Regions from separate parts of the Mus musculus genome. Here regions 1 and 2 are each linked to region 3. The links are chromatin loops, found by intact Hi-C in ENCODE. Cell type or tissue: gastrocnemius. All regions are shown on one strand.

Region 1 (8,000 bases), 290 kb before region 3:
GAAGAATATCTTGATACCTGAATGTTATCTGTGGGAGGCCTCCCCTTTTCTAAGGAGAAGGGGAGGAAAGGTGGATGGGGGGGGGGTGAGACGGAGTGACTGGGAGGAGAGGAGGGAGGGGAAGCTGTGATCATCGGAATGTAAAGTAAATAAATAACTTAATTAACTAAAAAATAAAAATCTGTGTTCAGATTGAAAGACTCTGGGGACTTTTGAAGTTTTGTTTTATAATGTGGCTATAAGCCAACAGGAGTGTGGAATATGGTTGTTTGAATGAGAGTAGCCTTCATAGGCTCTGATACTGAAATGTTGGTGTGAGGAGCGGGTGCGGCCGCCGTCCCAAGACGGTGTCCGGGATGGCTGTCAGGTCTCATGACCTGTGCCTGACTTCCTTATTATCTCAGACTTAGCCACATCCCAGCCGCCTGCACTGCGCAGATGCCATGCCTCGTCAGCTCGCCTGAGGTGTCGTCACTTGCTGTGAGCCTATGGACTGCCTTTATGTGACTGGGGTGATTGGGAGGCGTCAGTAGGGCATTTAAGGCGTGTTCGAGGTGGTGGGGGGGATGTTGGGGGGGGGGGGATTCCTGTTCCTGCATTGCAATGCTAAGTGTTCCTGAATAAACCTGCTTGTAGAAGAACAACGTGGTGTTGCGTCTTTCCTGCTGGTCGGGGTGGATGCGACATGTTGGTACCCAGTAGAATTATATTGGAAGGATTAGGAGATAGAGCACCATCAAAAGAGGCATGTGGCTGGGCGGTGGTGGCGCACGCCTTTAATCCCAGGACTTGGGAGGCAGAGGCAGGCAGATTTCTGAGTTCGAGGCCAGCCTGGTCTACAGAGTGAGTTCCAGGTCATCCAGGGCTACACAGAGAACGCCCCGCCCCCCCCCCCCAAAAAAAAAAAGAGGTATGGGACTGTTAACTCTCTTTCTGCCTCATGGTTGTGTTTCAAGATGTAGTACGCTCTCAGTTGCTCCAGGAGCAAGCCTGTCTTTCTGCTGCCACACTCCCTTCCTGGACTCACCCGGTGAAACTATAAATCCTTTATAGCTTTCTTCTATTAGTTGTCTTTGTCACTGTGTCTCTTTATAGCGATAGAAAAGTAACAAAGACAAGATGAAACCCCGTTCTTATGTACACCATAAAGCTAAATATAGCTAATTTCTAAACATTGCCAAATATTTTTATGGTAACAAGATGATTGATACTCATTGATTCATTTGAAACATTTTTTATAGAATTTCCTATCTGTTAGTGACAACCTTCTATGCTGAAAACAGTGTTGGGTTTATAATAAAATGTGTCTTTAGATGCAAAATTCAGATATCTTGTTTTTCAATAGTGAAAATGTAACTTGAATTTTGAAAAAATTGTGTTCACTGTATTAACCAACAGATTTAGCATCCTGCAAGCACATGACACTTAGTAATTCCGTTGTGGGTAATTTAAACTTTTAACAAAACTTTTAACATCTTGCTCAACTCTTTTTATTTCATTAGATCCTGGCTTAATTTGTTATCAGAAGCTGGTCAGCACTAACTTTCAAGGCTTGCTCCCTGTCTTTAATGACAGCCTCAAGCTAGTGTCCCGTGTGTTTATTACCAGTGTTTCTCAGAACCTGGTAAGAAAACCAATCCGTGGCTCAGACTCATTGTGACACTTAGATTAGCTTTTGACAAAACGAAATTCCGCCTCATAAAGAGCAAATCCGTGATTGTTCCTAGACACCGCAATAAGGGAAGGTTTTTAACTAATTCAGTGTCGCTGAATGGGCTGTAGTTACCCACGCGTCTGAATCACTGTAGAGTTTGGTAAATGGCAGCTCCCTGAGCAGGGCCGAGGAGAGTAAGTTAACAGGAATGGATTTTCATGAGGGTTTCTAAGGCAATGGTCCTATCAGATTTCCATTAAGTTACAAATTAGCCATCTGAGCATATGGGCAAACTACTGTGGTCACAGGGTACCATGGTGACGAAGTGGGACGGAAGCAGGAGTCACTGAAGAAAGAAACTTTCCTTTTCCACTGTAGCCACTGCTGAAACAACAACAACAACAACAACAACAAAAACAACAACAATCCAGACAGAGGCCGATTCCTCAGGCTCAAGCCTGTCGACCGACTCTTCCTAAGGAAGCTTAGACAATTCGCTTGCTGTAAGAAATTGTGAGACAGGAGGACAAAGGCTACAAATCTCCTCCATCACAGACCTCAAGCCCTTTGGACTCCCTCCTCACGTGGAGAAATGCTTCCCTACTCTCTAAAGCTGGAGCAGCGTTCCTTTATCACGTGAATGCCGAGTGCCCGAGCAACATCCTGTCCTAAGTCCGCAGAGGCTTCCAAGCTTCAGTTTTTGCTTGTCACACAACAACTCTGTGTGAAGAAGCCTGGGCTACCCCGATACAGGAAAATGTTAGGACGGAGATGGCCTGCCTCTTCCTGAGACCTCATACAGTGAGTCCCCTGGCAGTTCACCAGCTTAACCTAGACTCACCGGTGACTCCGGTGAATCTAGCCTAAGAACCCCTCGAGTGTATCAATCCCAGAGCGATGCCTCTGGATTGTGGGATTGTGAACAATGATTTCCTTGGTTACTCCTCTTGTGACTGCTTTATTATGTAGAATAGACAACTGATGCGGGCCTCTGCTTCTCACCTGTAAAATGAGAATTCTTGGTACTAGGTCAGTCTAGTGTTAAGACTGGGTATTCATTTCAGTGGGGGCTCTTTCAACCTCCCTGCAGGGCACAGCGAGGCCTGGTACTCAGCTCTGCTGGATGCAAGCAGAACAGGGTCGGCACCATGCGGAAGTGTTTCACAGCGCCTGGCGGGGCGAGGTGGGGAGTGGGGCAACGTGAAGTGCCCCCAGCAGTATGAATTAGACAACATGGCTATTTAAAGGGAGGTTCAGAGCAAGGGACAGCAAGTTGGACTCATGGGGTTGTCTTAAATCCCAGGTGAGAATGAGGCCTGGCAGCATCTCTGTGTGAGAAGGAAATGTGACAGAACTGTGCTACAAAGCTGGGTGGCCTGGAAACACTCTGGAGCCTTGCAATTAACCGCAACTCTGGAGCAGCTATAGCAGTGTCCTCTCCGGCCTCTTCTAGGGCTACGTCACCGCTTTGGCAATAAATAAAACCAGTACTATCTTCTTTCTGCCTGCTAAGCACAAGTGATCAGTTTGAACCCTTATAGTTTAAGAACAGAAATGATTTTTCATGTCGCTTGTTCAATATCTAATACAAATAGGCTACAAGTTTATATGACTGGCACCATTTTGAATAAATTCTTGTTGTATATATTTGAGATACTAAGTGCACTTTTTTTTAATAGCATTTAATCAGAGTTACTTGACACAAGCTTATTCTACACACAAGCAAACACATTCAGAACACTACCACTCAATCTATGAACAACAACTGCACCTGCAGAGGGCCCTAAGTTTCCAGCCCCTTTGCTCATAGAATCGGTCATTCTCACAGTAACCCTGTGGCAGGTTGATGTGTTCTGTCAGGCTTACAAACGAAGACATCACAGCGAGTGTTTTAGTGATTGCTTTGACATCAACTGCTAGCCTCTGCTTCCTTATACCACTCAGAGAGTTTTTATATGCATTGTAATTCCACTGGGGAAAAAATGTCTTTAAAATAATGTTGCTGTCTTTTTGTGCAGTATTAGAAGAGATTTCCGAGTAATACTTTATGGGCAAAAATATGTACATAGTGCTTACTTCATTCTGAAGCCAAATCGGAATCCATAAGGACCGATGTGCATTGGTTCTTTTATATCTAACTTTGATTAATTTTCTCACTTGACAGTTTCATATATATATATATATATATATATATATATAAAATAATCATGGCTATTTTCACCCATCCCCCTCCTATCTCCCTTCTAACTCTGTCCACACCCTCCCTCCACCTGCCTCTTTACCCCTCATAAGTCCCTTTCTCATATTCATGTCTTTGCATTTTGTTTTATGACCCACTGGGTTTGGCCAGAGCTGTGGTGCTCAAACCCAGAACCTGGGTTTTGAACTATTCCTTGGAGCCTAGCAGGCTCACCTGTGAACACACAAGTGAAGACAACGGCTGCTTTTCCCCTAGAATCCACCAGTAGTCAGCATTTCATCAGGATGGGATGAGGTCCCATGAGTCTTTTTCCAGCCTTGACTGATGCCAGGCCCAGCCAATGGAAGCAACGGCAGATGCCGTGACATTATTGCTTATAGCCATGCCTTGCCTAAAATGGAGCATCTCACAGTCCCCTTCCCTATCTATCTTCCAGCTCTTACATCCTTTTTGTCTCCTTGGCGATGTTCCCTGAACCTTAGAAGGGGAGGTATAGTTGCTATTGAGAGTTGACACTAATTGTCACTTCCTCTCAGCACCCTAAGCAGCCATGAGCCTCTGCATTCACTACAGACCATTTATCACAAAGGGAAGCTTTTTTGGGCAGGGCAGGGAATAGCATCGGTCTATGGGTATAAACATAAAACACTCATTTTTTTTTTTAAGCCTCTGATCTTGTAATAGTTTCTGTGGTGCCATCTGCCACCAGATGGCAGCATCAGATATTATTTTTAAGCTGTTCTGGTCTTCTGATGATAGCATGCAATATGATACACAACCCAGCTAATATTAAAGCCTCAATGTACACAGTAACGCACCGCATAGGCTCGTCTCTCCCAGGAGGTGAGAACAAGCTGTCTTTTAAGATTTCTGTGATCCGTACTGGCTCACTGCCTAACGAATGCTTTTCGTTTTTGTTTCACAAAATCAAATAAAAACAGTAAGCATTTCCCTAGCTGTTGCAGGATTAATCATTAGGAGCCCATCACTCTCAGATATAAAGGGAAACAAATACAACATCTGCTGAACCTTCCTCGATGCCACAGGCTAGGAGAAAGTTCTCCAGTTTTGCTCTCAGACCTATCTGGGATTCCTCAGCAGCAGAAGAAAACAATTGGGGAACTGGCAATATAGGAGTTGGTCTGCCATAAAGTGTAAGCTTGAAGGCAGACAATGGTTCTGCTTTCATGATCTACAGAAACAGCTGACACACCCCATGGAGGATATAGTGGTGGTGCAGACACTATTGAAGCTGATGTGGGATTTGTGGTTTTTTCCACAGTTCCTGTGTCTTTTCAGATCAGCCAGCCCAGGAAAGGTGGACATAGAACAGCTTCATAATGCTGGTTAGGCTCAACCTCAAAGCCTCATGCAGGGACTGACTGACCAAGTTACAGGGGAGGATGTCAAAGAATTCAAAGGCAAAAGATATGTGTCACTGGGCTTGCTGACTATTGGATGGACTCAGGCCTACAGTCACATATAGCCAACTCTATGATGTATGCCTTCTTCGGAACTCCTGGCCTGGGGCCAAACATTCTGGAGGAGCTTGGTGGCTAACAGGATCACAGCTGTCATTGTCGAAGCTCTGAGCTTGCTGGCTAAACTTTCATACCTGTAACCAGCAAGGAATCAGTGAGCACATATGCATGAACCCCTGAGAATCCACACACACTCAGGGAGTTTATTATGTAGACAACGCAGAACAGATGAGCTCCTCATGCCTCCAGTCCCACGGAAAGAAAGACATTCAACCTGAATGTCAATTATGACTAACAGCAGATGCAATGGCTCACTCTGCTAGGGTGGGGACAAACTGCAAAGGAGCTCTCAGACGGTGCAGCCCGTGGCTAGGCGGGAAACCCTGAGCTCAGCTGGAACGAAACACGGGAGATGGATGAGAAATAAGTATCGTGCAGTGTGTGTTGCTCTATGAGATATGTGCAAGCATCCCTCCAAGAATCAGCTCAGATGGTGGTAAAGTCCTGCCTGCGTGGCCTCATGGGAAACATGCAAGGGTACCGGGGAACCGTGTGAACCTCATCCTGAATTTCCCCAGAGTGAATCTACTCTCTGTAAGCTTTTCAAGTGGGAATGACCCTGACCCACCTCCATCACAGGGCCTGGGGAAGGCTTGAGCAGAGGATCCCACAGCCTTGTTCACAATAACTGTTTCCTGTACGAGTGAGTCTCATCTGCCTAGGACACTTTCAGAAATTTCCAGATAAGCCAAGAAGTATCCTTCTTAATCCTCTGAGGTGAAGATCAATTTTTAATACAGATATCCTTTTCTGTCCTTATTCTCATTGCCCTACAGAGAGAAGATCTTCTACAGAAACTCCTGTGGCTGCTAATTCCCTCTTCACTTTCTATGAAAATTTAGGGATTTCCCTTGACTTGCAGTAACAGAATAGGCACTAGGTTTTCTTCTCTCTCTCAAAATGTGCACAAAGCTAATTAAAAAAAAAAAAACATTCAGATTAGTCCTGTGGCACAATTTCTGAGTTTTCTTCCAAATAACTGTTTCTGTAGCTCTCACTTTTTGAAGACTCGTTTATTTATTTTGTGTAATTGAGAACACTGTAGCTGTCTTCAGATACACCAGAAGAGGGCATTGGATCCTATTACAGATAGTTGTGAGCCACTATGTGGTTGCTGGGAATTGAACTCAGAACCTCTGGAAGAGCAGCCAGTGCTCTTAACCACTGAGCCACATCTCCAGCCCCTGTGCTGTATATCTCTTGAATATTTTTCTTTAAAAGCCTGTACTTCTCCTTCCTCTCCCACAAGACTATTACTAGCTGTCATGGCTACCATTAATAGATTTTTGAAACCCATCCCATGGGACTCTTAATTTCACAATCAATTTGCCCATATTGAAATTTCTATAATAAAATAAAGCTCCATGTAAGCCCTCTGATCTGAACTGGTCCCATAAATTAATATCTTTTCAATAAAATAAAGTTCAACAACTTCCTTTAGCCTTTCTCTCCATTTACCAGTTTGTAATCTCTAAGAATTCGCCAACTGTTCAAATGTTCAAAGCAGCATGCAAAGCACTTCTTCTTCTTCTTCTTCTTCTTCTTCTTCTTCTTCTTCTTCTTCTTCTTCTTCTTCTTCTTCTTCTTCTTCTTCTTCTTCTTTTGGTCTTCCTCCCCTCTCCAATCCATTCAATGAAATATATTCTTATTTTTTTATATAAAATCATAGGCAAAGTTGTATTTGTTAAAAAGTGATAGGTGTTGTTTTGATAAAGCCCGAGAGTCATACTTCCTGGTTCCTCCACACAGCCAGTCCTTGAAGCTCTGGCAAACAGAACGGAAAACCCCTGTGAGCTGTGCTAACTCATACCTAGAGTTGGAGTTTTCAAGAGAATACTTGTAGTTTTTTGTTTGTATGTTTTGTACTCTAACCTATTTTTTTAATCATATTTATTTATTTATTTACTTCCTTACAAATTTATTTGAAAGACTCCAGAGAGGTCAAGGGCCTCCCTCAGTAACGTTTCAGCGGACTGCTTACAAAGGGACAGCTATCTCGAGTCCTTGTCACACTGTGGCTGCATTTTGCACAACGTTGCACTGCATTTCCTAAGCATTTCTGACTCTTTTTCACATTAAAAAAAAAACATAATAGCTCCACTGGGATTGCATATGTGGAAGGCACTGTGTTTTTAAAAACTCTGTCTTAATCATTTTTTAAATTTTGGCCTTCATAACAAGCTTACTCCCCCACCCCCACCCCCATGCGCGGTCAGCATTGGTCAGCGTTTATACCACACGGTGGGTTTCAACTTTGGCAAGAAATTATAATAATTCCTAACATGCGAAACTTTTGAAAATATGAAACAAGTTATGACACGCAGACCAACAAAACCAGAATGACTTAGTGTGGAACCAAGCATTTGTTATACTCCCCAAGTGCTCCGATCCCCGTGTGTCTTCTCTCTGGTCTAAGGCTTCTTTGAGAACAAAATGATGTGATGGGCTCACAATCAACAGCATCACTGAACACTTGATCTTCATCGCTTCTCTGGCCCAACCCTTTATGCTGGCAACCCCTCCTCAGTAAGCGAAGAACTTAATCCCAAAGCCCTGCTGACACAGGCTCCAGGTTCTCTTGGTCTACCTCCTTCCCGTTCCCTTG
Region 2 (8,000 bases), 54 kb before region 3:
TAAAGGATGCGGAGTTACCGCCCATGTCTGCTTCTCCCTCTGGGTAGCTGAGCCTACTGCACACCTAGCCAGATGGGAGGGAGGGATGCTTAGCCAGGTGTGACCAGTGCAGTGCAGGGTCTCAGTTGGCATAAGTGTGAGGGCAATGAGCCCACCCAGGAACAGCTTCAGAAAACTGATTTGTTTGTTTATTGGGGGGGGGGTGTTTGTCAGGGCAGGGGTGTTGGAAAATGCTTCATCTACATACTCAGGGGCTGTAGGGTATGTGTGTGGTAGGGGAGGAGGGCTTATGAGGTCCAACAAGGACTGAAGTGTTGGCATAATTTTATTGTGTGCAGTGTAAAGATTATCCTCATATTATTTCAAATGCTGATTTCTATGCCCCCACATCTGATTGCAATCTGGACATGGCACTGTAATGATTATTCTAAGACTCTCCTGTCTCAATGTTGTGTAAGCATTGCTCCCCATTTATTCCCTAATTGGTCAATAAAGAGCTGATCAGCCAATGACTGGGCAGAGGTGAGGATAGGGTGGGACTTCTGGTCCCAGCTAGGGGAGAGAGGGAAGGGAGGGAGGGAAAGAGACATGGGGATGGGATTCGCCAGGAGGTCAAGGAGTCACCATGAGAACTCACCTAGGGCAGAGAAAGCCAGATCAATACCAAAATGCAAGTATCTCAGGGATTTTGCTTGTAAGGTTGCCAGATTATTTTAGAAGATTAGAATAGATTAGTAGCTGCTAACTATTGTGCCATAAAACTTATTTAAATAAATCTAATAGTCTCTGTCTTGTGTATTAGGGACCCAGCCTGGATAAAGGGAAAAAAAACTATCACTTTTTAAATTGCTATAACTGATAACTGTCATGGTAATAAATTCTTACTAGGGTTGATGGTGTGGGTGGCAGCTTTATAGTATAGGTTGGGAGAGGGAAAGAAGCTAATTTCTGTGGTCCTCATGTTTGAGGTTTCCAGGGTTGAAGCTTCCCCAACCCTTCCTCTGTAACCCTGGGCCATTACAGCCCCAAGGGTGGAGGGTTTTAGTGGCAAGCTGATGAGCATGAAGTAGGGACCGGGCTAAAAGAGCTGCTGTGACTGGACTCAGAATAGAAAGTAGTGCTCCTGGACCAAGAAGTGGGAGCCAGGGACAGAGGATTCTGTAGGCTAAAAAGGGCCACAGAGGCAAGCTTACGGGACTGGACAGGAGCAATGATTGGCTCCCCAGAACAAAGGATTTTCTGAAGCTTTCTTGGCAAATGTAAGCATATGGGATGATGCTAGGACAGCAAACTGGAAGATAAGGACACAAATCCTCCTTATTATTATTACTTAATTTTTTTATTTAATTTTTTACTTTTATTATTAGCTCCCCAAATTTTCACAGAAATTCTCCCAAATTTGCAGTTCTATATAATTTTAACACCACAAATAAAATAAACTATTTATCTTTTTATGGACTCTGAGTGTGTGTGTGTGCACAAGTGTAAGATTATTTTCAGCTGCCAAGCTCTACCCTCTTGGGAGAAAATCTATTCCTGAGGTTGCACACGTTGCTTGCTGTGTGTAGCTGGAGGGTGCCTAAATATATAACACAGTGGCTTATTCACTTCTCCACGGCTCCAGGGACTGGAATGTTCACAAATCTGAGTGCCGGTGAATTTGAGATCAAGTACAAGTTTGTTTTCTAGCCCATAGATGGCTCCTCTCTGCATCCTCCCATCAAAAAGAAAAGAAGGGGGAGAGGGAGAGCCTGGGTTCCTCTGGCATATTTTATGAGGGCTCAGCTCCTAACTTCATCACTTTGGGGGTAAGGATTTTAACATAAGCATTTTGAGGAATGCAAATGTTCAGAGTACAGCAGTGGCGGGTGTGGGATCACATATTGACATGTGGGACTATAAACTATTTCTAAATTCCTCTGAGCAGCACCATCTGGGAAGGAAGAAGGAGAAGATGGGGCCCAATGCAAGAAAGGCATTTAGAATTGGAAGAAAAATGAGCTCACAACAGTAAGGCCACAGGGCAGGGGGCCACTTGGAAGTGAACTAAAGTGGAGACCGCCTCAGGAGAGATGGGCGGCGGTCTGGATCACAAAGTTCCAAGGAGGCACACTGTGCAATCACAGGAATGCAGGGGTGGTGACTTTTAGTTGGCAGGGAGAAGGCTGATGCTGATGAAGCTGGTGACACAGATTAAGTTAATGCTGAGGCCAAAGGAACACAGGAAGAGAGTTCCATGACACTAGATCTGAGCTGGGCCAAAGGTGAGCAGCAGGACCCAGCTGTCAGGATACCCACCGATCATCTCAGTGAGAGAGAGACCCTGTGATTTAACACTGCCTTCTTTACATGGAGATGCAGTGATTCAGTCACAGGTGGAGCGGTGGGCGTTACCAAAGGCCAGACAAAGGTATGGGAACTGTGAGAGGCTGGCAAAGGAGCTAAGGTGGTGGCCAATCGCCACATCAACTCCTACAATGTTCTACTCAAGACAGTGGTTATGGTGGTTTGAATAGGAACGGCCCCCATACACTCATGTGTTTGAATGCTCGGCCCATAGGAAGTGGCACTATTAGGAGGCGTGGCCTTATAGGAGGAGGTGTGGCCTTGTTAGAGGATGTGTATCACTGTGGGGACTGTCTTTGAGATCTCCTACACTCAAGCTATACCTAGTGTGGAACACAGTCTTCTGTTACTTTCGGATGAAGATGTAGAACTCTCTGCTACTTCTCCAGAATCATGTCTACTTGCATGTGGACATGTTTCCTGCCAGGACGATAATGGACTAAACTTCTAAACTATAAGCCAGCCCCAATGAGATGTTTTCCTTTATCAGAGTTGTCGAGGTCATGGTGCCTCTTCACAGCAACAAAACCATAACTAAGGGAGCAGTTTAAGCGGTAAACCCCACAGTCCACCAAAACGAGAGTACAGACAGATTCTTACATCAAGGATGGTGGTGGAGAAACCAACACAGAGACGGGTCATCAAATGTCTGAGAAGCAAAGCTGGAGGAGAAAGTTGTTGCGGTGGTCATCAAAGGCCATCGCACACAGAGACGAAGCAGTAGGGGACAGACAGCTATCACTCAAGAACTCCCAACAGCATACTGGTGAGGATAATCAAGTGAGGCCCGAGACAGAAGAACCAATTTAAAATGTGGACATTCCACAGTGAGCACAGAGCACTGAAGCCAGGAGCTAATTCTACCCTAAGAGGGAAGAGGGACAGAGGGATAAAAGAGGCAAGCCAAGTGAGAAAAGGTGTCATTTCAAAAAGGGTATTCCATCTCTGGAGAACCAGGACACGCAGTAGGACTGCAGCCACCAAATGTTGGCATCCTGAAGTCCCAGCATGACAAGTGTACAGCATGGTACAAGATAAAAATCCAATCAGAGTATAAAAGCTCCAGGAAAAAATCCCTAGAAGGAAAATTATAGCGGAGCCACAGACTTCCCATGGGCATGGCTATTACAAACATTCAAGAAACAGTTAAGATGACTGTCATGAGGATAGGGACAAGTGTGCAAGGAGGGAAATGAATTAGACACTAGGCTTAGCTACACACAGATTGCTAAAATCCCACCGTAAGTACTCCCCCCAGTGCTAACCGCTGGCCAGCCTAACCTACTTGATGAGTTCCAGGCCAGTGAAAGACCCTGTCTCAAATGACAGTAAAGACTTCAAAGTCGATGACCCCTGAGGGCTGACATATAGCTGAGGTTGTTTTCTGTCCTCTACATGAGTACACACACACACATACACACACACACATGGAGGGCGGGGATAGTTATAAGCTTGGTATAGGTACCCATGCCTCTAATTCCACCACTTAAGAGGTAGAAGCAGAAGGATTGAGAGTTCAAGGTCAGCCTAGAAACAAAGAGGCTGTCTCAAATAAATGAACAAGCAAAAACAAAACCAAAACAAACAACAACAACCAAGCAACTTCTGTGATCCAAATGCAGCAACTCTTTCTAAGAAGAGTGGGATAAATAGGCAGACAGCACTCTCCAAGACAAAACTGAATATCCCACCTGATAAAACAGCACACCTCCAAACCCACAATGGATGAGTTGGGCTTTAAAGTTTAGATCAGGGTATATCTGCTGTCAATGAAGGTTTTATAAGAATAGCCTTCAACAGTGGTAGAGTTTCCAAACGTTCTAATCAGAAGAGCAGTTTGAAGGTGTTAGAAGTAATTCCATGCCAACAGCACCACCTACCGGACACAAAATATACTGCACAGATATTAGGACCCCCAACACCACCACCACCCCCCCCCCACACACACACACACACACACCAGAAAGACACACACATACACACAGGCTTATCACACAGACATACTGCACATATTCACAGAAACACTGACACACCACACAGGCACCCACACCTTTCTCTCAGTTTCTCTGTTTCTTACATTGACACATAGACATACCACACACATTCACAGAAACACACACTGACACACCACACACACACATAGACAGCTCACTCACGCTTTCTCTCTCTCTCTCTCTCTCTCACACACACACACACACACAGAGAGAGAGAGAGGCAGAGAGAGAGAGAGAGAGAGAGAGAGAGAGCAAACATTCACAGAAACACACACTGACATACCGCACCACACACAGAGAGACAAACACAAAGAGACAGCGAAGAAATGAAATATGTGTCCCAGAGACTTTTGAAAATTAAAACTAGGTATAATTTGCAAATCATAACAAGATGACCCTCCTGGTTACATCAGCTAAATTAATAACCAAAGCCATGTGATTGGGAGGCTCCACGTTAGCCTAGAATGCAATAGTTGACAGAGTCACTTTTATGGTAACAGAGAATGATGTTCCTAACAGAAAATGAAGGTGCTTGCTACCCGTGGTGAGTCAGGACAAGGTCTGCCTACCCCCAGATGAGCTGCCCTCACTTAATTATCCTGAAGCCTGTGGACTGGAGACTTCAGACAACAAAAAGACTTCTGCAGATGTGGTCTTGAGATGGAGAGTGTTTGTGAATTAGCCAGTGGGCTCTGGTATAATCATAAAGGTCTTTAAAAAGGAAAGGACGGCAGGAGGATCAGAGAGGGTCAGACTAGATAATAGAAGTAAGTCTCAGCAGCATGGCTAGATGCTTTTACAGTGGAGCAGGGATCAATGCGGGGGAGGGGGGATGGGTGGGAAGGGGTGAAAGGCAAGGGCTGAGGACACTGGATCCCCGGCAACCACCCATAGGCACACAGCCCTGCCAGAGCCAGAACTTCAGCCAAGGGAGTAGATTCTGGGCTTTTGACCTGCAGAAGTGCAAGAAAATAATTTGTGTCATTTTAAGCTGTCAGACTAGTGGTAGATATATCTTTGATATTTGTAAATACACCTGGCTATAGAGAGTAAATCTACCATTTTAGGAAAAACTGAGGCAGTGCAGAATACAGAGGGGTCAAAACAAAGGTCACAGTGTGGTCCCTACGCGGGACAAAAGGAAAAACAGTAGTGACTGCGCAGGAACGGAGCCAGGAAACACGACATGGGGGGGGGGGCGCTCATCTTTCTTCAATTGTGTGTGCTCGCTGCTGCGCTGTTCATCTTCCAGTAAATGACTCCTACCCACAGCCATTCAAACAGCTCTAATCAAATTCACTTTAGAGCGTTGGATCTAATTAATCTAACTGTTTAAAAGAGCCATGAAGTAGGAGAGGCACTTGTTGAAAACGGGGTTCAGTGTGGGTATTATAAAGTTTGATGGGATGAATTTAGCAAAGAATATTTTATATATACATTTAATTAAATATATATGTATATATATATGCTAGTGTACTGAGAACCTCTTGTGTACTGTGGAAACTTCACCTGTCAATAAAAACGCTGTTGGCCTGTTAGCTTAGGCAGAATGTAGAAGGTGGGACATAAAGCAGAGAGAGGATTCTGGGATAGTGGCTTAAGCATTTATTCAGAAGTGATTAGTCTCAGAGTCATTATTTAGTGAACTTGGGCAGGGGCTGGGAGGTTACATGCTAGAGACTTGGACACCAGAGTGTGGTGCTATTGGTAGATGAGGGAACCTCTATGAAGCAGAGCCTAATGGAACCTAGGTCACTGGGGGTGTGCTCTTAAGGAAGATATGGGACTCTGGCCCCTCCCCTCTCCATTCTTGCTTCCTGGTGGCAATAAGGGACCACCTTTCTCTGCCACTCATACTCACTGTAATGCACTGGATCCATGGGTTCAAGAACAATTGCCAATTCACTGTGGAATTAAAGTTCTGAATAAACACAAAACCTTTAAAAACTAGTTGTCTTGGGTACCTGTCACAGTAACACAAAGCCTTCCTCTGGTCCATGTGTGGGTGTTGACAGTGTATACGGAAAACGTCCACCAAGCTGTTTTCCTCTGAGATATTATCGCCTGAAGATTAGTCCCCTACAGGGATGGAGATTAGCCAAACACGTCTTTTTGATACAGATGTATGTCATAAACCCTGCTTCCTAGTTTATCTGTTTGTAATAGCCCCCCTGTCTGTTCAAATCTGTGTAATAGACTCTGAGCCTCTGGGACGCTGCAGTGTCTCCATTAGAGATTCCAGTCCATTCCATCCCAGATTTCTGTTTACCTGTGCGTCTGTCTTCGGATTGTTCCCTTACCATCTCTCAGGTCCTGGAGCTGTGCAGGGCGTGGCATGTGAGGCCTTTATCCGCACCTGCTTCATCTTTGCTTAGTTAAGTAAAACCTGCACTTCACTGTAATATTATTTTACATTGCTGTCATGAGTGATTTTATCCATCATTTCACATGTTTCAAAATAATTTATTTCACCTACTCTGTAAATTATTTTTTTCAAGTCCTTGGCCTTCATTTCTAAGGAGTTATGATTATTTTGCTTTCAATATGAAAGGGTTATACATAGGCAGTTAAAGGTCATAGGAGGAGGGTGTCAATGATTGACCAATTATCTTTACAGGAGTTATTTTTTAAAGGAACTACCTTTTTAATAAATATGCATATGTTACATATACATATATAATATACATACACACACACACATATAAATATATATATACATTTGTGCCTTTAAGTTACAACTATTTTGTTTGTTTGGTTTTTTTCTTTTTGTTTGTTTAGGCTTTTTTTTTTTTTTTCTGTTTTTTCGAGACAGGGTTTCTCTGTGTAGCTCTAGCTGCCCTGTAACTCACTTTGTAGATCAGGCTGGCGTCAAACTCAGAAATCCGCCTGCCTCTGCCTCTGCCTCTGCCTCTCTGCCTCTGCCTCTGCCTCTGCCTCTGCCTCTGCCTCTGCCTCTGCCTCTGCCTCTGCCTCTGCCTCTGCCTCTGCCTCTGCCTCTGCCTCTGCCTCTGCCTCTGCCTCTGCCTCTGCCTCTGCCTCTGCCTCTGCCTCTGCCTCTGCCTCTGCCTCTGCCTCTGCCTCTGCCTCTGCCTCTGCCTCCCAAGTGCTGGGATTAAAGGTGTATGCCACCAATGCCTTGCTACAACTATTTTTTTTAAGATTTATTCTATTTATATGTACACAGTGTAGCTGTCTTCAGACACACCAGAAGAGGGCATCAGATCCCATTACAGATGGTAGTGAGCTACTATGTGGTTGCTGGGAATTGAACTCAGGACCTTTGGAAGAGCAGTCAGTGCTCATAACTGCTGAGCCATCTCTCCAGCCCCAGAGTTACAACTATTTTATAGGTAATTTTCTTTTAAGCTTACTTAAGCTGTATTCCTTAAGCTGTATTCACACATCAGTTTAATAATTGAACATATTAAGACTTATGTCACCATGCTACAGATACCACTTCCTCCAAATCCACTCCACACAGCATTCATTAAAACCTGGACAAGCGTAAGGTGGCGCTGCTTACAACTACTTAGGACCATGGGCATGAACAGAGTCCATCAAGGGCAAATTAGATTGGTGCTCTCCTTGTCTACAGCGAAATAATTTAATGCTTGCCTCCAATGTCTTTTCAGCATCTCTTCACATAGATACAAGCTAATT
Region 3 (8,000 bases):
ACAGACATGCTGCTGGAGCAGTGGTTGAGAGCTTTATATCCTGATCTGTAGGCATCAGGCAGAGAGTGGTAGCAGGGGGACAGGGGACACAGAGAGACTAACCTGGTGTGAGCTTTTGAAATCTCAAAGCCCACTCCCAGGGACACACCTCCTCCAACAAGGCCACACCTGCCAATTCTTACCAAACAGTTCCACTAAGAGGGGAACTTAGCATTCAAACATATGAGCCTATGCAAGCCATTCCCATTCAAACTCCCAGGAGCAATGATTCTTCACAGCAGGAGAGATTGCTTCGATTCCCTTTCACCTACTTGTTTTTGCAATCCGTGAAATCCTCTTCCCCATCCTTCTCCTTGTTTTTCCATCTCTTCCATTCTCCCACCACACTGAGAGCTTCAGATACCCAGCCTGCAGTTGCTTTCAGTGCAAATATGATGTGTGTTGGCTGGTGTGATGCACAGCAGACCTCTGGGAAGTGTCACTTATGTACTTTTCTTCCCTCACAGTCCTCATGCCCTCAGGCTTATCCCTCATCCTTTTCCCAATACATTATCCACACCTCTACAGACTCTCTCCTCTCAGAACACAAAACACAGTTTCATGAGGAAGCCTGTTCTAGCGGGCTTGGAATTCACTATTATTGGATTCTGCAACAACCTTTCAAAATGCTTAAAACTCTGCCTATACATATTAACGCTGGTCCCAAAGAGATCGGTACGTGACACTTCCATTAAACTGTACTTTTGAGTGGGGAAGCACAGGATACAACAATAAAGTAGTGGCTTCTAGGGACTGCACTCTATTGAAACATCAAAATGGAAACTGATTTCCTATCCCTTAAGTAATTCCCCGATTGAAAGCCATAGAGCATTACAGATGGGCGTTTCCAGACCAAAGGCATTTCTCCAAACCACAGTTCTCTTCCAGCCCCATCAGGAGAAGAACACAAACATATGCCTGGTGGGCAGCCTGCCCCAGGAGGAGCCCCACCACTTCACATTTTCCCTAACAACACAGAAAACAAGTATTCAACAGAGAAAGTGGATCCACGGAGGAAGGGCGCAGCACCAGACATCTCTAATTACTTACAGCTCAGAGGGAAACTCAAGACCATCATCTTAAAGCCCAGTGCTGAAGGCAGCAAGTCACCACAGAGAAGAAACATCAAACCAGCACATTGTCTTTGCAGGACAGGGTAATGCTTATCACTTTCGCTGGGTTCGCTGATAAGAGCGATACACGCAACCACTTTGCTTCAAGTCTAATAGTAGCGTATTATTTTTCTTTCCCCAAAGATAATCCTGGCAATAAAATAATGGGATGAGTGACTAATGACAGCTTGAATCTTATCTCAATAGGTCTCACAATTACCTTAGCAATGGAGAACTCTTGCAATCTATGGTCTATATTCTGGAACAGCCTTGGACATTTTTCATTCATTCAAAGGTCTCTTTATCTCCCTAAGAAAAGTACCCAGAAAACTGTCATTGCCCTGTTAGTGTTTCCATTGTACCAAACACTGGCCTCTTGTTCTCATATCGTCCCATGAACATTCTTCTGTGTATGTCTGTGTCACCTGCTGGATCACAAGTCTTCTGAGGATTTGAAGTGAATTTTATTCTCAATTCTCAGAGTCTCAAACACACAGGAAACAAATGTCTGTTCAGTACATGTTTGTCGAGAGTGGGGCTTTATTAATTAGATGTCCTTGTTTCAACTGTGGCACTTTACAAATAATTCATTTGTTTTCATCTCCATCCAGGAAGTTAATGATAGAGCCTCCTTCGCAGGGTTGTTGAGCGTGTTCTTAATGTTCAGTGTGCACTCACTGTTGCTATGGCCATTGTTGCTAGGCAGCACTGAGACATCATCACTCACAATGCTGGAAGAAGTGCTACCTGAGATCAGAGTCCTTTGTAAACAGAGCCTCTGAGAGAAAAGAACTCAGCCAGATCTATGTCATGGGGCATACAGTCAAGAGAATGATATCTCGGGGCTCTGTTATCCAGGAGTGAAGCTTGCACTGTGTGTGTTTTTGTATTTTAGGGTTTTGACTTTATTTAAGCTTCTTATGTGGGACAGAGAAGTTATTCTTATCATTGTCATTCGTCAAGAGGAGGAAAATGAGACAGAGGTTAAATGGCCAAAGATAATGTTCTCGTAGGTGAGTCACTGGCCACAGATGCCCTGAGTTTGCTTCAAGTTGTAACAGAACAAACAAACCACAGGACTGTCATTAAATGTTTCCTAGAGGCCTGGGTTAGACCCAATCAGGCTCTTTCCTGTTCCTGTGCCCACCTGCCCTCAGTCCACCACAACATCTATTCTATTTTCCCTTCCCAGGGAGATCCGTGCATCCCCTCCTGAGCCCTCCTTGTTATTTAGCCTTTCTGTGTGTGTGTGTGTGTGTGTGTGTGTGTGTGTGTGTGTGTGTGTGTGTATTAGTTATTTTAGCTTGGTGTTTTTGTGGGACTCCTAACAGAGGGAGCAGGGGTTGTTTATGATGCTTTTGCTGCCTTTAGAACCCCGTCCTCCTACTGCATTGCCCTGTCCAGTCTTATTATAAAGAGAGTTGCCTAGTCATATTATAACTTAATATGCCATGTTTGGTTGATATCCCTGGGAGGACTGCGCCATTCTGAAAGGTAATGGAGGAGGAGTGGATGAGAAGGAAAGAGGTGGCAGGGCAGGGGGCTGAGAGGAGAGGAGTGAGGGGACATTGTGGTTGGGATGTTATATATGAGAGAATAAATTAATAAAACAAAGTTTCCTGGGGTAGCACCCAATTCAGCCTGTGTTACTGCTGAGGGGCCAGGAACAGTGACTCACCAAACCATGTGCTTGTTAGGGTTTCCTCCAGCCACCAGCAGACGTGCTGGAATTACTTCTGTGAGGTACAGAATACAATTTCTTTTTAAAAAGACTATAAGCCAAACCATTATTAGATATTATACAGCCATAATAAAATACCAATGCATAAAATCTCCCCTAGCAGTTTCCATCAAAATTGTACTACATCCAGCTACAAAACAGAAGTGAGGGGGCCTCAATATATTATAGCCCACCGTTAGTCACAGATCATTTATTAAGTAGACAAAAAAATACCCAGGCGTTTTTAACTTTCATCAGAGTTGTGTGAGGGGAAACTGCTTGTGGCCCCAGACAAGGAGAAAGTACCCAGCCTCAATGCCAGTCCTGCCAAAGCTGACTATCTGGGAAGCTGCATTTTCTATTAGACAACCAGCAATGTCTGGAGACTTTCTTTCAGCTTACCCTGGACCCAAACCAAAGTGATCAATATTTCCATGTCAGAAGCTTAGCCCTGTGGTGGTGACCTCCATCTTGCTTCACAATATATTGGCAAAGTCAGGTTGGCCGGAAAATAGGCAGGTCAAGGGTGCCGAAAAGTAATGGTTTCGCTTTTAAAATCCTGAGCTAATGGCTAATTTAATATCCTGAGCTGAGCTACTTGTAATGCCTGTACCTCCTCCCTGGAGGTGGCACAGGACCAATAGCTAATGATTCCTTAGCTATCTTTTATTTAGTAATGACAACAGCAGCAATCATGGCTGGACATTTGCTAACTGCCTGATATGAATCACGTCAGCTTTGTGCTGTTATCCCAGGGCTGTGACCTCTCTTGGCTGGAGAAGCGCCTCAATTGATAGGAAGCAGGAAGCAGCGCCACCTGGCGGACTCTGTCTGAAGTGTGTAAGAGAATCAACTCACAGAAGTCTCACTTCAGTGTGTGCAAGGGACCTGAGTCGTCTTTCAGGCCTGCGCAGTTCTCTGATGGCTCCTGCCTGTTAGGTCTCAGAGAAACTCAGGACAAAAGGCTAACTGAAATGCCTATTTAGCTCGCAAAAGCGGATGCTAGTGGCCAGGCTCTCTCAGCATCTCTCAGTACCACCCCCTACCTCCCGCCCCAAACCTCTCCAGCCTCTGAGCATCATTGTTCTTGTTTCTATATAACCCACCCATTTTGACCTCTGGCTTTCTTGGTTACCCTTTGGACTCTTGGCCTCTTGGTTCTTCTTCTTCTCCTGGTCCCCTCTCTTGTCTCTCTCTCTCTCTCTCTTTCTTCTTCTTCTTCTTCTTCTTCTTCTTCTTCTTCTTCTTCTTCTTCTTCTTCTTCTTCTTCTTCTTCTTCTTCTTCTTCTTCCTCTCTTCTCTCCCTCCCATCTCTCCTCTCTGCTGGCCATGTTCCGTCCATCCGTACTCGTCCAGATGCCTCTGGCTCTTCTCTCCCTCCTATCTACAATAAAAACCTTCTCTCAACCATACCTAGAAGGGACCATGCCCGTGTTTTCATTCACTGCCCTCAAGGGATCTGCAAAAACAAACAAATTATAACGTTCTACTTCATGAATGCTCACATTTAGAGACTGCTCCCCGCGCGCCCAGATAGAATTAGATGTTCCGTTTTTCTCAAGGGGCAGGGGTATCCTTTAAGGAAAGACTTTTGGTCCCGGGCCTAATGTTGGGAACACTGCGTTACTTGGCAGCTTTGGTTGCCAGTGAAGAAGGCCAGTGCCAAGAAGAGCCGCTAAGACAGAGTTTAGTGACTTTCTCAGGCTTAGCCTTTCAGGTGGGTTTTGGCCTGGCAGAGAGACAAATTTTTTTAGCTGGGTCCTGGATCCCAGTAGGAAAGGCATTATTTATTGCTACTAAATAAGAGACTTTCCATACTAAGACTTTCTGCTTGAGTTAGTGGGTAGTCACTTCCAGCCGCCTGTCCTGGGTGAACATTGATGCCTACCCTTGTGCACGGAATTGCTAGAATAGTCCTCTGCCCAGGTTTGGAGACAGCCTGCTGTGGACAAAGCTGTTTCAGACCCAGGATTCAGGACTGAAGCGTTCACCAGGACGGAAGAGGCTCAGGCAGAGAAAGCCCGAAAGCCCGAAGCTGAACTGGCTTCTCAGACTTTTCTGAAGAGCTTTTGCGACTTTGGGGCCCACAGCTTTGCCACGTCTGCAAGAGACAGCGGCGAGATGCCGCCCCCAAGCGGCTTCATAGAGTCATGACTCAGATTCCTTTTATAACCTACCGCATCCCTGATGCATGATTCCCTGAAGACAAGTGGAGCTTCCTAACACACATACACACACACACACACACACACACACACACACACACACACGCCGTAACATGTAGGTAACAGCAGGAATCTAGCAGCGTCAAGTAGTTTATGGTTGTTTTAAAATCAGGAGTGAGGAAATTAATAATAAATAATTTCTCTAATGCCTGTCTAACCAAACTAGTCTAGAAAGGCAAAGTTGCTTATTCATAAGAAAAAAAACTGTTTCTTTTAACTTTAAAAGTAGAGAGAGCCTGGAATGGTGACCCACACCTTTAATCTCAGCACGTGAGAGGCAGAGCCAGGAGGATTTCTGAGTTTAAGGCCAGCTTGAGCTCCATAACAAGTTCCAGGTCAGTTAGGGATACACTGAAAACGTGTCCATAGAGAGGGGACGAGAGCCTGGGAGATACGTGGGTGAGACTGTTGCCACACAAGCTTAAGGGCACCAGGTCAGACTCCCAAAGCCTACACAAATGTCAGGTAGATGTGATGGCCCATCTGTAATTCCAGTGCTTAGAAGGCAGAGAAAGGAGTTCTCCAGCTAGCTAGACTGGCTGAATCAGGGGACTCTGTGTTCAAGTACAGGACCATACCTGAATATCTAAGATGGGAAGGAATGAGGCAGACACTGGACATCAAACTCTGGCCTCCACATGCACAGGGGCACTCACGCAATCAGCACAGACACCTGCATCAGCACCCACACACATAGTAATGCACACTGTGCACACATACACAGAAGACCAAGTTCATGTGTTCACAAATACAAAATTCTTGGCAGCCTTCATGTGAGAAACGCTTGATTTGAAAACAACCATTCCTTCCTGGAGAAAAGGACTCGTTTGCTACTTCAACCTTCTTTGCCTACTCCTTTATTTGCATTTTACTTTGTGTTGCTCCTGCCTTAAGCTTTGTTTGAAGTGAATCAAATCACATACACTTTTTTACAGATGCTCCAACACATTTTGAGAGAAGCCTGGCCTGTATATATCTACTGCCTGTTTCCCGTGCATTTTTAAAAAGTGATTTTCACACTTCTGCTTGAAATGACTAACAGCAAAATATATTAACCTTTTTTGTCTTCTGAAAATATTTATATTTTAAGTCTTGCTGTCTCTTCCCTCTTTTCAAGTCCTCTTTAAGGAACAGAGGTAAGTATATTCTTGGGGCAGGGCAGTGCCTACCTGAAATCCCAAATCCAGAAGTTCAGGGTCTCTTTGACTACGTAGGAACTTAAAGCATCTTGGGCTATGTGAGACCCTGCCTAAGAAGCAAAGAATTCACCTAGATTATTTTTACTGACTGGTTATTTTCTCTCCAGCTGTGCGTGCGTGGCCCTAGCGATTCCAGGCGCTGACTCAGCATGTTCAAGCATCTGCTCCTCTGGTGCATTGCCAGGCTGTAGGCTCAGGCAACTTCTGGACTTAAAAAAACAAAACAAAAAACAAACAAACAAACAAAAAACCTTTCCATTCCAAGTGGAAGTCTAAAACAGCTTGTTAAAAGAGGTGTTTAAAGATAGAAGGAGCCAGGCGGTAGTGGTGCATGCCTTTAATCTCAGCACTCTGGAGGCCGAAGCAGGGAGATCTCTGTGAGTTTGAGGCCAAGCTGGTCTACAGAGTGAGTTCCAGGACATTCAAGGCTACGTAGAGAAACCAAGTCTCAAAAAAACACCAAAAGAAAATAAATGAAAGTAAGGAAAGAAAGGGATTATAGTTCCAACAGGATGACTTGCCACGCCTTCTCTATCGGGACCCTCCAGGAACACCAGATGCGCCATGAAGGTGATTACGTGGGATCTTGTGGCCCATGCTCAGGAGAGATGTGGGTAACACTGCTCTCAAGTACTCCACTGTTATCTACTGGGCCCAAGCAGCCCAGAGAGCCACCCCTGCTGCCAGGGCCAGGGACCTCATATTTGCCACTTTGTGTCTTTTGTGGATTTTTAGTTTCCTTACAGTGCTGAAGATCAAGGCCAGGGTGTAATGTCAGGGGTCTACCAGGCCTGTTTCTCTCCTTAAATACCCTCTTTACATGCTTTCATGCGGCTTCAGGTAACTCTGCATCCTGGTTTCTCCCACACTTGGGCAGCTGCCACTTCTTCTTAGGCTGGCTCTTTTTCTCATGCCCAAATTCTGAGTACCATTCAAAAACCCATAATGTGGAAAAGAGAGCTGAGTTCTCTGACCTTCACATAAGTATAGGCTGTAGTTTGCACATGCAGACACACACACACTAGAATACACACCCTCACATACACACCCTCACACACACACACACATACCACACACATACACGAATACACACACATATTCATACACACACTTGATATTTAAAAAGTATAAATGTTCTAGGGCCATAGCTTATACACAGTGGTACAGTGTTTGCCTAGCATGTGTAAGGCAAAACAAAAGAAACAAACATCTATCACAAGTGACCAGTGTGCAGCATCCTTGTAGTCTACTCAGAATCACAGTCTTATCTTCTCCAGGACCACCCCTTTAAAGGTGCCAGCCCCCACATGCTGTGTAGAATTCACATCAGGACCATAACAGTTCCCTAACTACAGTCTGCAGAACCCTCCAGTCATAACGGTGAACTCTCGACCCCAACGATGTGCCGCGGATATGAAGAAAGGCAGGCACGGAGGAAGTTGTTAAGACATAAGGACTACACTCTATCAGGGGACATTGCGGGATGCTGGAGTCAAGACAAACCAACAACACAACCTGAGCATGCCAGGTAAACACTTCACGTGGATTTGTATTGAAGACTCCAAGATGAAGCTAATTAGGACCTCCCCAGACCTACCAGGGAAGGACACATATGGGGACAAATCTGAAGTGAGATAAAATCTTAAGCATGGACCCCTTTCCCGGGAAAGATACTCCTTGTAAGAAAATAGGGGACATGGGTTTA

What was found. A loop is a pair of places that touch in the nucleus more often than their neighbours do. Peaks named below come from ENCODE experiments on the same cell type or tissue, not always from the same donor. Only the 100,000 strongest peaks of a DNase experiment are listed, where the experiment ranks them.
Region 1: it touches region 3 in a loop (10-fold over the local background); 22 of 42 quality-filtered maps call a loop at or near these places.
Region 2: a loop joins it to region 3, with 4 times the contacts of the local background. A loop is called at or near these places in 28 of 42 quality-filtered maps.

The regions. Positions count from the first base shown.
Region 1 is chr3:36,205,791-36,213,790 of GRCm38, forward strand. All of the region lies in intron 1 of Qrfpr (pyroglutamylated RFamide peptide receptor), which reads right to left. Among named protein-coding and RNA genes, the nearest start is that of Qrfpr, 12 kb to the right of the region's middle. In gastrocnemius, a CTCF peak has its summit at 4,551 (motif pointing right); DNase peaks (open chromatin) are centred at 4,197, 4,572 and 5,385.
Region 2 is chr3:36,438,366-36,446,365 of GRCm38, forward strand. No RefSeq gene overlaps it. Among named protein-coding and RNA genes, the nearest start is that of Mir7009, 33 kb to the right of the region's middle. In gastrocnemius, a CTCF peak has its summit at 4,205 (motif pointing left); a DNase peak (open chromatin) is centred at 4,240.
Region 3 is chr3:36,491,985-36,499,984 of GRCm38, forward strand. It overlaps Gm11548 (predicted gene 11548), which reads right to left. Exons shown (of 4, transcript NR_040590.1): 4 at 7,820-8,000. Among named protein-coding and RNA genes, the nearest start is that of Gm11548, 11 kb to the right of the region's middle. In gastrocnemius, CTCF peaks have their summits at 3,689 (motif pointing left) and 4,998 (motif pointing left); DNase peaks (open chromatin) are centred at 3,688 and 4,988; H3K4me3 peaks cover 658 bases; H3K27ac peaks cover 855 bases.